Regions from separate parts of the Homo sapiens genome. Here region 2 is linked to region 1. Evidence: read pairs that join two places in POLR2A ChIA-PET (ENCODE). Cell type or tissue: GM12878. All regions are shown on one strand.

The links. ChIA-PET counts read pairs that join two places held together with the same protein. Peaks named below come from ENCODE experiments on the same cell type or tissue, not always from the same donor. Only the 100,000 strongest peaks of a DNase experiment are listed, where the experiment ranks them.
Region 2: POLR2A ChIA-PET joins it to region 1 with 5 read pairs; 3 of 35 experiments call an interaction of 5 or more read pairs at or near these places.

Annotation. Positions count from the first base shown.
Region 1 is chr19:35,373,489-35,381,488 of GRCh38, reverse strand. No RefSeq gene overlaps it. Among named protein-coding and RNA genes, the nearest start is that of GPR42, 6.4 kb to the right of the region's middle. RefSeq lists a cis regulatory region at 548-1,177. In GM12878, no CTCF peak of the experiment used is centred here; DNase peaks (open chromatin) are centred at 3,748, 4,238 and 6,378; H3K27ac peaks cover 2,733 bases.
Region 2 is chr19:35,445,887-35,453,886 of GRCh38, reverse strand. It overlaps FFAR2 (free fatty acid receptor 2), which reads right to left and starts at 5,630. Exons shown (of 2, transcript NM_001370087.1): 1 at 5,508-5,630; 2 at 2,120-4,173. The coding sequence starts at 4,172. The coding sequence ends at 3,180. RefSeq lists an enhancer at 7,594-7,673. In GM12878, no CTCF peak of the experiment used is centred here; a DNase peak (open chromatin) is centred at 2,056; H3K4me3 peaks cover 589 bases; H3K27ac peaks cover 2,203 bases.

The DNA.
Region 1 (8,000 bases):
CTGGGTGGTGGGGCCAGATTAGGAAGACGAAGTAAGGAGTTAGGTTTGGTCTTGAAAGTCTAGAAGTTGAGATGTCTCTCTATACAGTTGGATACACAAGGGTCTGGTGCTGGAGATGTGGGAGTCATGAATGTTAACAGCCATTGTGATGGATCAGAATGCCTGCAGACAGGAGAGAGAAAACGAACAAAGGCAGGCAGGGTCCGAGCCTGAGGAACACCTGCCTTCAGTGCCAGTTGGGAGGGGGAGTTGGGAGGAGAAGGAAGGAGAGCCAGCATCAGTCCTCGGAGCTTCCCTCCCTGCCTTGCCTGTGGCCTCCAAGATCTTTTTGTGGATGAGGGTGACAGCTTTCAGAGAACAGCTGTAGGGGCAGGGAGGGACTGCAAAATAAGAACGAGGGATGAGGAAGAACATCTTCCGACGTTCTTGTCAACTGCCTGTCTTGGGTTCTGAGTAAAAGTATGGGCCGTGCTTACGTGCAGAATCACACTTCTTCATGCTCCTTCCCCTTCCCTCCCGACCTCTGAGCCCTCCTCTGCCTCCACTGCTGCAGAGGTCACAGGCTGGAAACCTAGAAAGCAGTCCACAACCCTCAGGCCTGATTCACTTTCCCCACATAGATACTTAAACATTTTGAATTTGTTATCAGTTTTTTAAAAATGTAAGATTTCAAAAACAGCAATGACAATTGGATTTTCAGCTTGGAAAATTGGAAGGTATGACAGAGCTGCCCCCACAGCCCCATGTGGTGACAGGAGGTGAAATGAACCATTGCACTGTCCAGTTGCCGCCCTTTCCACCACGCCCTGCAGATCTCCAGCACCAAGATAAAAGCTGGTTGCCACGTATCATTTGTTTGCACATGGTTTCTACACTTTTATGTAACCTGGGTTATCATCCAGCAGTCACAGCCTCTGCAGAGCAGCCCAGCAAAAGCAGAGACTTGCTTGGCTGGAGGAAACTTAGCAAGATTGATATTAGGTACACAAACACTACAAGCCAGGAGGTGAGGTGACACCATTTTTTAAAAACAACATTATTGAGGCTTCATTGACACACCATGAAATGCACCCACTGGACGGAGAGAGTTCAATAAGTTTTGACTTCTTGTGTGACCCTCACTGCAATCAAGTGATCTAACATTTCCATCACCTGAAAATGTCCCTCTGTTATCTTCCCAGTCAACACCCTCCTCTCTCCCATCCCCAGCCCCTGGTAACTACTGGTCTGCTTTTTGTCAGAGGCTACATTGTGAGTCAAAAGGTTAGCTGGAAAAGCTGTAAGCAGAAGGGTTCACTGCAGAGTGAACAAACAGACCAGCAAGTGTGGGCCAGGGAAGAAGTCTGCAGGCCTGCAACGGCTGGGGATGCCTGGAAGTGCTCCTGCAAGTCATTGGATTGTTCACCAAAGGATACACAAACAAGGAGTTATTTTTATGGAGGCTTTAAGAGAGCATTCTAGACTGTTTAAAAAAAAGATGAGAGTAATGCTCTAAGCATAGAGAACCACTGGAAATTATCAAGGCTAGGTGCACTGGCTCATCCCTGTCATGCCAGCACTTTGGGAGGCCAAGGTGGGAGGATCGCTTGAGCCCAGGAGTTCCAGACCAGTCTGGGCCACATAGCGAGACCCCATCTCTACAGTTTTTTTTTTTTTTTAATTAGCCAGGCATGGTGGCATGCACCTATAGTCTCAGCTACTTGGGAGGCTGAGGCGGGAGGATTGCTTGAGCCTGAGAAGTTGAGGCTGCAGTCAGCCATGATTGCGTAACTGCACTCCAGCCTGGGTGACAGAGCCAGACCCTGTCACAGAAAAAAAAAAAAAGAAACAAAAAAAAAAAAAAAAGGGGAGGGGAGGGAAAAGGGAATCATCTAATTGTGTGTGTTAATTTTAAGTAGTAAATTAGGCATCCAAGACCGCATATCCCCATCTTCATGTGGGCATTGTGTGTGTTTGAGTGACTCCACAGGCACAAGGACTGGGTAGCTGTCCTGTGCCCAAGAACACTGAACAGAGACAAGTACTTTTCCACAGGATAACATCGCTCATGGTCCACATCAAGAAAGAGAGGTCTTTCAGCCCTCTCTTGTTTCCATGGCATCCAAGAGCCCTTAGTAAGTATGAGAATTTTTTTTTTTTTGAAATAGTCTCACTCTGTTGCCCAGGCTGGAAGGCAGTGGCATGATCTTGGCTCACTGCAACCTCCATCTCTTGGGTTCAAGCAATTCTCCTGCCTCAGCCTCCCAAGTAGCTGGGATTACAGGCCTGTGCCACCACACCCAGCTAATTTTTGTATTTTTAGTAGAGACAGGTTTTTGCCATGTTGGCTAGGCTGGTCTCGATCTCCTGACCTCAGGTGATCTGCTCAAGTATGAGAATTTTTATTAATAAAAGTGCAGGCTTGCAATTAAGATTGTCAGTCAGATGAACATTTTACCTTAAAAAGGTCCCATCTAGCACGTGTGTTTTTTTGTCTTGGAAAGCAATGTTCATGCAGCCCCAGCCAGTCAGCTCTCAAAAGCCTTCTTCTGAATGAGGAGAGTCCAGACATCTTGGTGCTAGAGCTAGTGTCTAGAACTGTAAGACATCTCCTGAGTTCAGCTGTAACAAATAAGGCAAATGCTAACATCACATAGCTCCTATAAGGCAAATAGGCAGAGTTTAGAAACTCCAGGAACCTAAAATATTTTAACGTGAGAGAAGATGTCAATGGGTAGGTTCTAGTAGGATATAAGCTGATCTATTATGTTAAGCTGCAAGTTAGAGGGTATCTGGCCAATAGTGAGTCAACAAAAGGAACATTTACTACAGTGACTTTGGAGGTTGGTGGTCCCACCTCAACAGGGTCAAGGACGCAGGCCCTTTACATCCTGCTGCTCTGCTGTCCTTAGCTTGTTTGCTTTCTTCCTCAAGTTTGTAACCTCATGGCCCCAATATGGCTGCTGTAGCTCCAAGTATCACATCCTTCCATAGAAAGTTCCAGATTAGAAGTAGGAGCGCAGCTCCTTACACATCTATTTTTTTAATGAGATAGAGAAAAATCTTTCCCAGAGGCCCCCAGCAGACTTATTTCCCTTTGTTGGCTGGAATTGGGTCACACTTCCATCTTAGGACCAGTCACCAGTAAAGGCGGTCAACAGCATCATGATTAGTGCCAATCACAATTTGACCCTTGAGACTGGGGGATCTGCAACAGGGGATGATTGATTGGGTTATCTCACTATACTCTTCTTTTAATTTTAATTTTAATTTTAATTTTCTTTGAGAAAGTGTCTCACTTTATCACTCAGGCTGGAGTGCAGTGGCCTGATCATGGCTCACTGCAGCCTCGACCTCCCAAAGTTCAGGTGATCCTCCTACCTCAGCCCCCCAAGTAGCTGGGACTACAGGTATGCACCAACATACTCCTCTAATTTTTGTATTTTTAGTAGAGACAGGGTTTAGCCATGTTGCCCAGGCTGGTCTGGAACTCCTGGGCTCAAGCTATCCACCTGCCTCAGACTCCCAAAGTGCTGGCATTATGGGCATGAGCCACCATATCCAGCCACTATATTCTTCTAAATCCATTAAAAGCACCCTCTCCTCAAAAAATATTTCCGTATCCCATTTCCTCTTTCACAACATTTTCTCTCTGCTAGCTCCACCCTGGCTCCCATGGGAGGTGAGCTCTGCCCTTCCCCACTTCTACCAGTGTTGATCAGCTTTCTTCTTCTTCTTCTTCTTTTTTTTTTTTTTTTTTTTTTGAGATGGAGTTTTCTCTCTTGTTGCCCAGGCTGGAGAGCAGTGCTGCAATCTCAGCTCACTGTAACTTTGCAACCTCACAACCTCTGCTTACCAGGTTCAAGCGATTCTCCTGCCTCAGCCTCCTGAGTAGCTGGGATTACAGGCACACGCCACCATGCCCGGCTAATTTTTGTATTTTTAGTAGAGACGGGGTTTCACCATGCTGGCCAGGCTGGTCTTGAGCTTCTGACCTCAGGTGATCTGCCTGCCTCAGCCTCCCAAAGTGCTGGGATTACAGGTGTGAGCCACCGCACCCAGCCATGTTGATCAGCTTTCATTCCTTCTATCCCATCTTTTCTCTGGAATGTGATCCCAGCAACATTTTCCCAGAACACAGGCTGCTGCTTTGATATTTTGATTTGCCTCCATATGAATGGCTTTTCAGAACTGGCCTCAGAGGAAAGTCAGAAGGCTTCCCACAGATGTTAATGAAGTTTTGGGAACCACAACCACCAGTATCTCTTGGGGACTTTTTACTGTTGTTTTCTAAACCAGAAGAGTCATGTCCTCAGAGAGGAAGGTCAAAAGTTGAGCACCTTCTCACACTATTCTCCCCCAATAAAAACCTCTGTCTCCTACTTGTAATTCCCAGAAACGGTGGTCTCACTTTTCTTCCAGGTGTCTTTGAGCTTTTATCGATGCTCAGCTTCATTTTTTTGGAAGAGTCCCGCAACTTATTTTGTAGACTCCCAGGCTTCTTGCTCTCCTTGTCTGGTCTTTGTTTCCCTTCTGATGTAGGGCAGATGAGCCCTAAATAGGGGTTTAGCCTGGGAAGGTTCTTGGCTTTGCCCAGAACCCAGAATTTATTTATTTAATTTTTAAATTTTTATTTTTTTTTTGAGATGGTGTGTCACTCTGTCACCCAGACTGGAGCGCAGTGGTGTAATTTTAGCTCACTACAACCTCCGCCTCCTGGGTTCAAGCAATTATCCTGCCTCAGCCTCCTGAGTAGCTGGGATTACACGTGCGGGCCACTACGCCTGGCTAAATTTTGTATTTTTTAGTAGGGACTGGGTTTCACCAAGTTGCCCAGGCTGGTCTCGAACTCCTGATCACAAATGATCTGCCTGCCTCAGCCTCCCAAAGTGCTGGGATTACAGGTGTGAGCCACTGCACCCAGCTCACCCAGGAAAGAATTTAAAGGCTAGCCAGTGGTAGAAGAAAGTGGTTTTATTAAAGTGATGGTGGTATAGTTCTGGCAGTGCAACAGCTCTGTGACTGCCCCTGCAGAGCAGGGCTACCCCATAGCAATGTGCTAAGAGTAGCCGCTTAGGGCAGTTTTGCATTCATATTTATATCTATTTTTCATTACATGCAGATTAAGGGGCGGTTAATGCCCAAAGTTTTAGAAAAAGGGTGGTAATTACCAGCTGTTGCTATGACCATGGTAAACTGACAGGGGACACTGGTGGGCATGTCCTATGGGAAGTCGCTTAAGCTCCGTCCTTGTTTCCCTGTTTTAGCTAGTCCTCAATTTGGTCCAGTGTCTGAGCCCCACCTCCAAAGTCAAGTCCAGCCTCCTACCTCCCTTCCACCTCCGCCGGCCCTGACCAGGTCTATGTCTGCCCCCTCCCAGCTGAACCCAGTTGAAGCCGGCTGACGGATCCTGTCTTGCAGCACAGCTTCCCATGCCCCACCAGGCATATGCACAGCCTGAGAGGCCACTTACTGCACTCTCTAGTGGATACATGTTTAACTCATAAAAAGGCACTGGCATCCTGTCTCCCAGTGGGGAATTCCTGCTCTCTCTCCTGTCTGCCACTGCCACTGGTTTACTGAGTAGTCTGAGCGTACTGGGCTCAAGCCTGCAATGGTCTCACTGCCTTCCATGGGATGGATTGAACCATCTTTGTCAGTTTCTTAGGTGGCTTCCAAAGGTTTCTGGTCACGCTTGGTGATTTATACATTTCTTTCTTTTCTTTTCCTTTCTTTCTCTCTTTCTTTCTCTCTCTTTCCCTTCCTTCCTTCCTTCCTTTCTTTCTTTTTTCTTTCCTCTCTTTCCTTTTTCTTTTTTTTCTTTCAGGGTCTTGCTCTGTTACCCAGGCTGGAGTGCAGTGGTACAATCACGGCTCACTGTAGCCTCGACCTCCTCCTGGGCTCAAGCGATCTTCCCGCACTCTTGGTGATTTACTCATTTCTTTTCTTTTCTTTTCTTCCTTTCCTTTCCTTTCTTTCCTCTTTCTTTCTTTCTCTTTCTTTCTTTCTTTCTTTCTTTCTTTCTTTCTTTCTTTCTTTCTTTCTTTCCTTCTTTCCTTTTCTTTCTTTCTCTCTTTCTTTCTTCCTTTCTTCTTTCCTTTTTTTTTTTTTTTCAGGGTCTTGCTCTGTTACCCAGGCTGGAGTGCAGTGGTACAATCACGGCTCACTGTAGCCTCGACCTCCTGGGTTCAAGCGATCTTCCTGCCTCAGCCTCATGAGCAGCTGGGACTATGGGCACATGCCACTATGCCCGACTAACTTTTTTTCTTAGATTACGGAGTCTTGCTTCAAGCAGTCCTCCCACTTCAGCCTCTCAAGGCACTGAGATTACAGGCGTGAGTCATCGCACCCAACCAACACTGGGTGATTTAAAATTTCTTGTTTCCTCTCACTCCCCTGTAAGCTGAGACTTGACCTATGGCCTCAGGAAGCTGTAGCCGAGATGGGTTGAATCTTCCCTTCCTCTTGTCCTTCTGGGTTGACCTGCCCTTGGTTTCGGTGAAGGAGGATCTCTCCTTCTAAAAAAGTTTCTCTTGTAAACCTTTAAAAACTTGTTTTGCTAATTAACAAAAGGATATTGCTAAGAAACCTTGTTCTCAAAAGTCAAAGATAGTCAGAAACTTAGCTGCATGAGATCATGAGTAAGAAAGGAACATATACTTCTGCTTAGAGGATCAGAGTCTCTGACACAGAGATGCAACCTTGATTTTCAACCCACCAGAGCTTCAGATAAGGAGTTTTCCAATACGAAGTTCTACCTTTATCTTTGCTTGGTATTTTCCAGAGAAACAGGACCTTGAGTAATCTTCCTGGCCTCCATCTAACACTGGCCTCTTTCCACACATCCCTGCTTTGTGTTGAGCCTATCACACACCTCTTCATCTAAATTCACGCTACTCTTAGCTCAAATTCGATGATAACTGGGTCTCTTCTCTTGTACGAGACCTCACACTTCTTCCGTAGTGTGATCTCCATTCCTGCAGCAAGGTCCTCAGCCTAATTTTGTTGGGCTACAGTTCTGTGAGACAGGCTCTATCAGTATATTAGATGGGACCATTTCTGCAGCTCAGACATTCTCAGCAGCAGCAATGTTGATCCCAAATAGGTGAAAACTAGTTCTTGGGGAACAACAACAACAAAAAATCTCACAATGGTTTGTGGCTTTCTTTTCCTTCTTTTCTTTCTTTCTTTCTTTCTCTCTCTTTCTTTCCTTCTTTCTCTCTTTCTTTCTTTCTCTCTCTTTCCTTCTTTCTTTCTTTCCTTCCTTCTTTCTTTCTCTCTCTCTCTCTTTCCTTCTTTCTCTCTTTCTTTCTCTCTTTCTTTCTTTCCTTCCTTCTTTCTTTCTTTCTCTCTCTCTCTTTCTTTCCTTCTTTCTCTCTTTCTTTCTTTCTCTCTTTCCTTCCTTCTTTCTTTTCCTTCCTTCCTTCCTTCCTTCCTTCCTTCCTTCCTTCCTTCCTTCCTTCCTTCCTTCCTTCCTTCTGTTTTTTGAGACAGAGTCTCACTCTGTCACCCAGGCTGGAGTGCAGTGGTGTAATCTCGGCTCACTGCAACCTCTGCCTCCTGGCCTCAAGTGATTGTCCTGCCTCAGCCTCCCAAGAAGCTGGGTTTACAGGTGCATGCTGCCATATGCGGCTAATATTTGTACTTTTAGTAGAGACAAAGTTTCACCATGTTGGCCAGGCTGGTCTCAAACTCCTGACCTCAAGTGATTCTCTTGCCTCGGCATCCCAAAGTGCTGGGATTATAGGCATGAGCCACTGCGCCCAGCCAGTTTCTGTCTTTGTAAAGGGCCACAACACATAAACCGACAGTGTGTTGGTTGCACTGAAATTGCATAAGCAGGCAGAGGAATGTGCTGTGTAGGAAAGATGTATATCCAAAGAGGCTTCTGAAGGGGACAAGGATGTAAAAAGTTGAAGAGATCCTGCATTAGCTAAGATCGAGGAGCATCGGGTGCCCACTGTGAGTCACCTGCCCAATCATTGACTCCAAGTATCGTAATCTATACTTTTCAAGAAGTC
Region 2 (8,000 bases), 72 kb before region 1:
TCTGCCTTCCAGGTTCAAGCGATTCCCATGCCTCAGCCTCCCGAGTAGCTGGGATTACAGGTGCCTGCCACCGTGCCTGGCTAATTTTTTGTATTTTTAGTAGAGATGGGATTTCACCATGTTGGCTAGGCTGATCTTGAACTCCTGATCTCAAGTGATCTGCCCATCTCGGCCTCCCAAAGTGCTGGGATTACAGGCATGAGCCACCATGCCCAGCATTATTTCCACTATTTTTAATGTTTACTTATTATATTTCTAATAAGTGAGGGTACATCTGTGTACATGGATTTATATCTTAGAACTACTTAATATTCTATGATTTCTCAGCAATTTTATTCATAGAGTCTTATTTTAATCCACAGAATAATCTTGGGAGGTATGTAGTATCCTAATCACTATGATTTAGAAATAGAGGCTGGAGGAGGTGGCTTGCTTCAGGCCATCCATTTAGTAAGTGGAATGGACACTGAATTCAGGGTTCTTATGGCACCTGTCCAGTCTTCTTTTGAAGGAGGAAAATAGAAAATGAGCTTTCAGTTCAGTGGGACTAATAAGGAAAGGTTTTCTGGAGAAAGTGAATATTGAGTGGATTTTTGTAAGTGAAGAAGAGGCAAGCACCAGAAGATGGGGGAGGGCCAGGTGTGGTGGCTCACATCTGTAATCCCAACACTTTGGGAGGCCAAGGCAGGAGAATCACTTGAGGCCAGGAGTTCAAGACCAGTCTGGGCAACACCCCATCTCTACACAAAATAAAATAAAATAATTAGCTGAGTGTGGTGGTGTACACCTGTAGTCCCATCTACTTGGGAGGCTGAGGCGGGAGGGTGACTTGAGCCCAGGAGTTCGAGGTTGCAGTGAGCCATGATTGTGCCACTGCACTCCAGCTTGGGCAACAGAGTGAGACCCCAACTCTAAAAACAAACAAACCAACAAAAAAACAGGTAGAAGAATGTGGGATTGAGGTGAGGGGGGATGAATAAGCAGGCAAGGTTTTTGAAGAACAAGTTCTTGGACAGATTTGGCTTCTGAGATAAGACAGCGATTCGCGACCCCAGCTGGCCACCTGGGGTGCTTTTTTGAAAAGCTCTCTTGCTGGGGCCCCACCTGCAGAGATTCTGTCAGTAGGTTGGAGGTGGCTCTCTGTATTATTTTCACACCTCCACATGTAATTCTGATGTACAGCCTGGGTTGCAAACTACTAGGTTAGGGGCTGGAGGTCATTTAACTAGAGAGAATGGTCTAGGAGTCCTTATTGTGGAAAAATGAGCTAGGCAGGTAGAACTGGAAGGGGAGAGAGAGGACAAAGCAAGGAAAAGAATGGTACAATATGAGTTCCTTGGGGGAAGCACTTTTTTTTTTTTTTTTGGAGACAGAGTCTCGCTCTGTTGCCCAGGCTGGAGTGCAGTGGCGCAATCTCGGCTCACTGCAACCTCTGCCTCCCAGGTTCAAGTGATTCTCCTGCCTCAGCCTCCTCAGTAGCTGGGATTACAGGCACGCACCACCATGCCCGGCTAATTTTTTTTGTCTTTTTAGTAGAGATGGGGTTTTACCATGTTAGCCAGGCTGGTCTAGAACTTCTGACCTCAGGCGATCCTCCCGCCTTGGCCTCCCAAACTGCTGGGATTACAGGCATGAGCCACTGTGCCCAGCCGGACGCATCTTTTTAAATTAAATTTTTAAAATTGAGAGACAGGGTCTCACTGTGTTGCCCAGGTGGGTCTCCAACTCCTGGGCTCAAGTGATCCTCCCACCTCAGCCTCCCAAAGTGCTGGGATTACAGTCATGAGCCCCTGCAACTGGCCAAGGAAACATTTTGATGATAGGAAAGCTCTGCAGGTTTCTGAGCAGGAGGGTGACATGTTTTAAGGCCCTGTGGCAGACAGATGACTGTGAATCGGAATCACCCTGCATCCTTTCTAAGTCCGGACTCTCTATTCATCCCTCGAAAGACGATTCCGTCAGTGCTCTCACTTCCTTTGCCCACACCACCTCTTTATCTTAAGATGTTTCTGTGGTTTCAGATGCATCACTTTTCCCCTTTGCTGCTGAATCTGGTTCTCTCTCCTATTTTTGCCCTCCCTGTGCTTGCAGCAGTGTTACAAAAATTGTGGACATTCACTTCAGAGTTTTATCATCTTTATTTTCAATTTGCTAGACCAGGTTGCTTTCCCCTGTATGAGGGAGTGCCAATCTCTGATTGCTGGGTACCAAACCACATCCTGGCCTGTGTGGGGTACCATGGAGGAAGGAGATAAGACCCAGACCCCTGGCAGCTCCCAGTTTAGCAGGGGAGACAAGACAACACATGAAAACAAACAGAGCACATCAAAAAGGCAACAGGTCAAACCAATGCAGGGAAACCCCTATCATTAAAGGTCTAAGCCCTGAGGCCTCCCTGCTCATCTCCAGGCTCAGAACCTTTCTGAGTCTTCTTTGACCTCATTTAGTATTTCTCTTCCATCTCTCTCTTGTTGGTTTATCTCCAGGATCAACCGCTAGAGCAGTGTCTAGGTGTTGCTTTGAAGCTTGTATCGAGATTTCTCTAGGACTCTCTGCTTCAGCCTGGCCATCCCCAACTACCAGCCACATCACAAGGACTGGACTTGTGTTAGCTACGCTGCTTCTCCAGCCTGAAGGTGCTTCTTTTTTTTTTTTTTTTTTTTTTTAAATGGAGTCTTGCTCTGTCGCTAGGCTGGAGTGCAGTGGCGTGATCTCAGCTCACTGCAACCTCCAACTCCCGGGTTCAAGGATTCTCCTGCCTCAGCCTCCAGAGTAGCTGGGATTATAGGCATGTGCCACCATGCCCAGCTAATTTTTTTGTATTTTTAGTAGAGACGGGGTTTTCCCATGTTGACCAGGATGTTCTCAATCTCCCGACCTCAAGTGATCCACCTGCCTCAGCCTCCCAAAGTTCTGGGATTATAGGCATGAGCCACCACACCCGGCAGGTGCTTCTATACCTAACTACTTCTTCGTGCATCTCTGACTTATGCTCCTTTGAGTAGGACAATTCAGTCAGGAAGGGATACCAAGCTGGTGAAAGGCATTTTTTTCAAAGTCGCAGTCCTGGGCTGGGTCTAAGGATTTCTGAATCTGGATGGGAGCCTTCCTGCTCCGCCTCTCCCAGGCTTCCCAGCTCCTGTGTAACCCAGGCGACCTCTGAAGGTCCAGGGAAACTGCTACTCTGTAGTGAAGTCCGAACTTGGCATCCCTTCTCCTTGACCCACACCCCTGTCCTCATTTGTCCCCTCTGCTGTGTCTTTGCCTCTGCGTCCCAACAGGGAGGAGCCCTGATTCCGCAGCACCTGCAGCCCTCTCCCAAATGCCCTGCGCACCACTGAAGAAGAGAAATAGAAGAGCAGGGGGTCCAGACTGGCGTTGAGTGAACTGAACACCACGGCTATTGACCGCCACCAGGGGCTTTTTCTCTGGTGATACCCCACCAGGTGGGACACGTTGTAAGGTCCGAAGCACACCAGGAAATTGAGCAGCGTCACCACAGCCAGCCCCACGGCTCGGCGCCGCCTCTGGGCCCCCACAAGGGGCTGGGAGAGCATGATCCACACAAAACGCCAGTAGCAGAAGATGGTGACTGCCATGGGGATGAAGAAGAGCACCAGGCACAGCTCCAGCCGCACGGGCAGCACCACGTCCAACTGGTTATCGGTGAAGTTCTCGTAGCAGGTAATTTCATTGCCACTTCTGACCTGCTCAGTCGTGTTCAAGTATTGAACGATGATCACGATGGTGCAGTGACCAAAGGACATAACCCAGGCCACCAGAGCTGCAATCACTCCATACAGAGGCCGGCGGGAGAGCTTGTACTGCACGGGGAAAGCCACTCCCAGGTAGCGCTCGATGCTGATGCCCGCCAGGAGCCACGTGCTGCAGTAGATGCTGCTGTAGAAGCCAAAACTCGTGAGGGCGCAGACGACCTTGGGCAGGTACCAGCGGAAGTTCGACGCAGCCTCGATGATCTTGAAGGGCAGCAGCAGCAGCAGGAGGAGGTCGGCCAGCGTCAGGCTCAGCAGGAGGATGTGCACAGGTGCAGGCTGGGGCTGGCGGATCCGCCCCACAAAGGCCCGCAGGGCCAGGAGGTTGGCAGGGAGGCCAGTGAGGAAGATGATGATGTAAGCCATGAGGATCAAGGAGCTCTTCCAGTCCGGCAGCATCCTGGAGGGGAACAAAAAAGGGCGGGGTCAGGGAGGTCTCACTCACAGCCCGCGCAGCCAGCTCTCCTTCAGGATGCGGACATCCTCCCCGGCACCGTCCCCTTCCCAGGACTGTGCTTTCTGATGCCACCACGGCTTGCTCACACCACCTGCTCGAACTACCCAGAGCAATTATTGACTTTGCCTGGGGCGGGATATTAAGCAGTAGTGATTATGTTTGCCATCATGTGTCTCTGGAGGAGACCAACTCGTGGCTTCCCAAGGGAATTCCCCCTCCAGTTTCCCTAGCCTTTCTCCTCCTGTCCTCACAGATACAGGAAGTTACTGTTGCCAGTTTCTAACTTTACTCAAGTCCCTTTCTCAGACAGAGACCTGCAGGAGAGAAAGGCATCAGTGCCGGGAGAGAGCTGTAAGATGCTTATCAGTATAAAGAGGCTGTGGCGCCCCAGGCGCGGATACCCAGTGCCAGCTCTCCAAAGGACCCAAGTGCCCAGCCACCAGCCCAGCTTCCTACTTCCGTTCGTCTGTTTTGCAGAGCACAGATTCTCCCCCACCTTGTCCTCTCCTGTCCAACACCAAACTCTGGGACTCTCTAGAAAAGGGGAAGCTGGGGCTGGGCGCAGTGGCTCACTTCTGTAATCCCAGCACTTTGGGAGGCCGAGGCGGGCAGATCACCTGAAGTCAGGAGTTCGAAACAAGCCTGGCCAACGTGGTGAAACCCCATCTCCACTAAAAAAAAAAAAAATTAGCCGGGTGATATGGCGGGCACCTGTAATCCCAGCTACTTGGTAGGCTGAGGCAGGAGAATCGCTTGAACCGGGAAGCAGAGGTTGCAGTGAGTCAAGATTGCGCCATTGCACTCCACCCTGGGCGGTAAGAGCAAAAACTCCGTCTAAAAAAAAAAAAAAAGAAAAGAAAAGGGGAAGCTGGGAGGCTTAGAGGAGGGTGGAGGGGAAGAAGGATGAACCAGCACTAGCCTTAGGAGGAAGGCTTGTCCCTAGAAGACCTTAGAGAAATATTCAGAAAAGCCCACAGGCCTTCACTGGCCCTTGAGCGTGGCATTCTGACCATAAATAGAACTCGTCTTCTTCACGGGGTAACTCAGTTTCCACTTGGGGTGTCACCCTTGCTGGCCCCAACCCAGGTCCTGTCCCTCTGTCCACTCTCCAGCCTTGATTTCCTGGCTGTTTCCTTGCTCCTCACACTAGCTCCTGTCTCTGGGTATGAGTCTTCCATTTGGTTCTGACATCCTTCCTCCAGTCTCCCAGAACCTTCCCCTCAAACCTGATCCTGGCCTCTCTTCCCAGAGCACAAGCACTACACTAGCTGCCTTGCCTTGTGTTGTTCCGGATAGGTGGCTTCTTGGGATTGGTTCTGAAGGGAGGTCTGCAAGCTTCCAGGAGAGAGGAACAGAGCTTTAGCCCCTGCTTCTGTCCATGCCATGCAGGAAAAAATGGTGAGGAACCTGGCTGGTAGTAAGCATTTATACTAGCACCAGCCACGTGACCAGAGAAAGGAAGGTCAGTCTTTAAGCACTATTTCCTCTCAAACCCAAAGGAAAGGCCCAGCATCTTTATTCTCTCCCTAGAGAATCCTCACTCTTGACTTCCAAATTCAGATTTTTCTGTCCTTAATTCCTGATTTAAAAAAAAAATTCCCAGGCATTTTTCTTTTTTTACTTCCCAAGTCAGATTATTTTCTTTTCTCTTTCTTAGGCAGTTTCTTCTGTCATTCTGCTCATTCTCAGAAATGAGCTTTCCTCCTTCCTTTTTATTTTTCCTCTTTTTTTTTGGTTTTTTTTTTCGAGGCTGAATCTTGCTCTGTTGTCTAGGCTGGAGTGCAGTGGCGCCATCTCAGCTCACTGCAACCTCTGCCTCCCGAGTCCAAGCGATTCTCCTGCGTCAGCCTCCCTGGGATGACAGGCACCTGCCACCACGCCCAGCTAATTTCTGTATTTTTAGTAGAGACAGGGTTTCACCATGTTGGCTGGTCTTGCACTCCTGACCTCAAGTGATCCGCCTGCCTTGGCCTCCCAAAGTGCTGCGATTACAGGCGTGAGCCACTGCACCCGGCACTCCTTCCTTTTCTTCTTCAATTTTTTTACTTTCTCTATGGTCTCCTGCCCTCTGCCCCCAACACATTTCTTTTGCCCGTCTCAGCTGAAACAGGCTGGTCCTGGCCTGCATCTTGTTGTGATGGAAATGGTGTGGGAGTTATAGTCATGCAGATATGGGCTCAAATCCAGGTCCCTTCATTACAACCTTGGGGGCAGATCCGTTTTCTGAAGTCTAGTTTGCTGTAGTCAAGTGAGCATGCGAATTCTGACATCCTAGGACTTCTGCGAGGATTCAGTGAGGTTGTGTATATAAAGCACTTAGCAGATGCCCGTAAGTGCTGCCTCGTCTCAAGCCTGTAACGCAGCTTCACAGAGAGTGAGCCACTTGGTGCAGCCTCCAGAGGCTCAGGGCATGGATGTGCTGTCCCTCTTGGGAAAGTGTCAGGAATTCAGGAGGCCCGAGTTCACGTGCCCATGTGGCTTTTCGTCAGGGAGTGGCACTCAGGCTCCATTCCTTTCCCTGATAAAGTCTCACTGTTTCCCCCTCTCTGACCTTGGTAGCCCCAGGTTAGGAGCTCCTGAAGGTCCCTTTGAAATACACACCTAATGCAGCAAGGATCGTTGGAACGTGTTTTCCTCTTGAACTAGGGAGGAAGTCTCAGAAAGAAGTCTCTGTTCTGCCATCTGTGGCCTGATTCCTGCTCACAGAATCCCCATTCTTTCCCTAGGACATACCTACTTCCTATTGTTTGCCATTCATTCAGTCATTCAGTCAGTCAGTCATTTATTCTTTTTGTGGTCTGTAACCCCAGGGTCTAGACATTTTGATATTTAGCTTTTCTTTCTCGTCCACTCTACTCTCCTCTGAAGGCGTTCTAGTTCTTTATTTCCTTCCCCCAGCACACGTCGCTTCTCAGATCAACAGGAGAACTAAGAAAGAGACCATTCTCTCTTGTTGCCACCAAATTTATTTGTGTCATTTCGCTTTTATGATTTCCTATAAACATGCACGAGGATCTGGATTTAATTGCAGAATCCAGGAAACTCATTGGAAAACAAGTGTTGAGGAGTGGGACTGCCTCTCTGTCTCTGCACGTTCTTCTCCCCCCACCTCCTGCCTTTCGCCGTCACTGTCGTGAGTCCCCCTGTGGAAGACGCCCCAACGAAACCCCCTCTCTGGGTTCACAGCAGTTATGAATGTTCACCGCAGTTATGAAGGGAGCATCACCAAGGAGGCTTTCAGTCTCACAGTTCATGATGTCCACCTACGTCACAGGAAAAGGAAACCCAACCTCTCAGACCGAGTTCAAGGGGGTAAACTTTCACAAGAGCAATATCCTTCACAGTTCCTTCCAAGTTCAGTTTTCTCTCATCGTCTTTATAATGCAGCCTGTCATCACAGGAAGTTGGACCCTTATCTAAAGTTCTGTGTAATCACTTCCACATTCTTAATTCTCACTCGCCCCTCAGTCCACCCTAATCTGGGTTCTGTGCCTATTTTCCATGGGATTTTCTCTTCCCGATGTTAGCAGTGACCTCCATGTTCCTAAATTCAGTGGACTTACGCTTTTCTTATTTTATTAGCATTCAACACAATTTCCACGCCCTTCTGGAAACATCCTCTTTTCACAAATTCTGATACGTTACGCTGCTAGCTTCCCTCTCTTTCCTTTGGTCACTTCTCGTACCCCTTTGCTAGCTCACCATTCCCCTACTCATCCCCGAAATGGTGACTTCCTTCAAGCTTGGCTCCAGGTTCTTTCCTGTTCTCG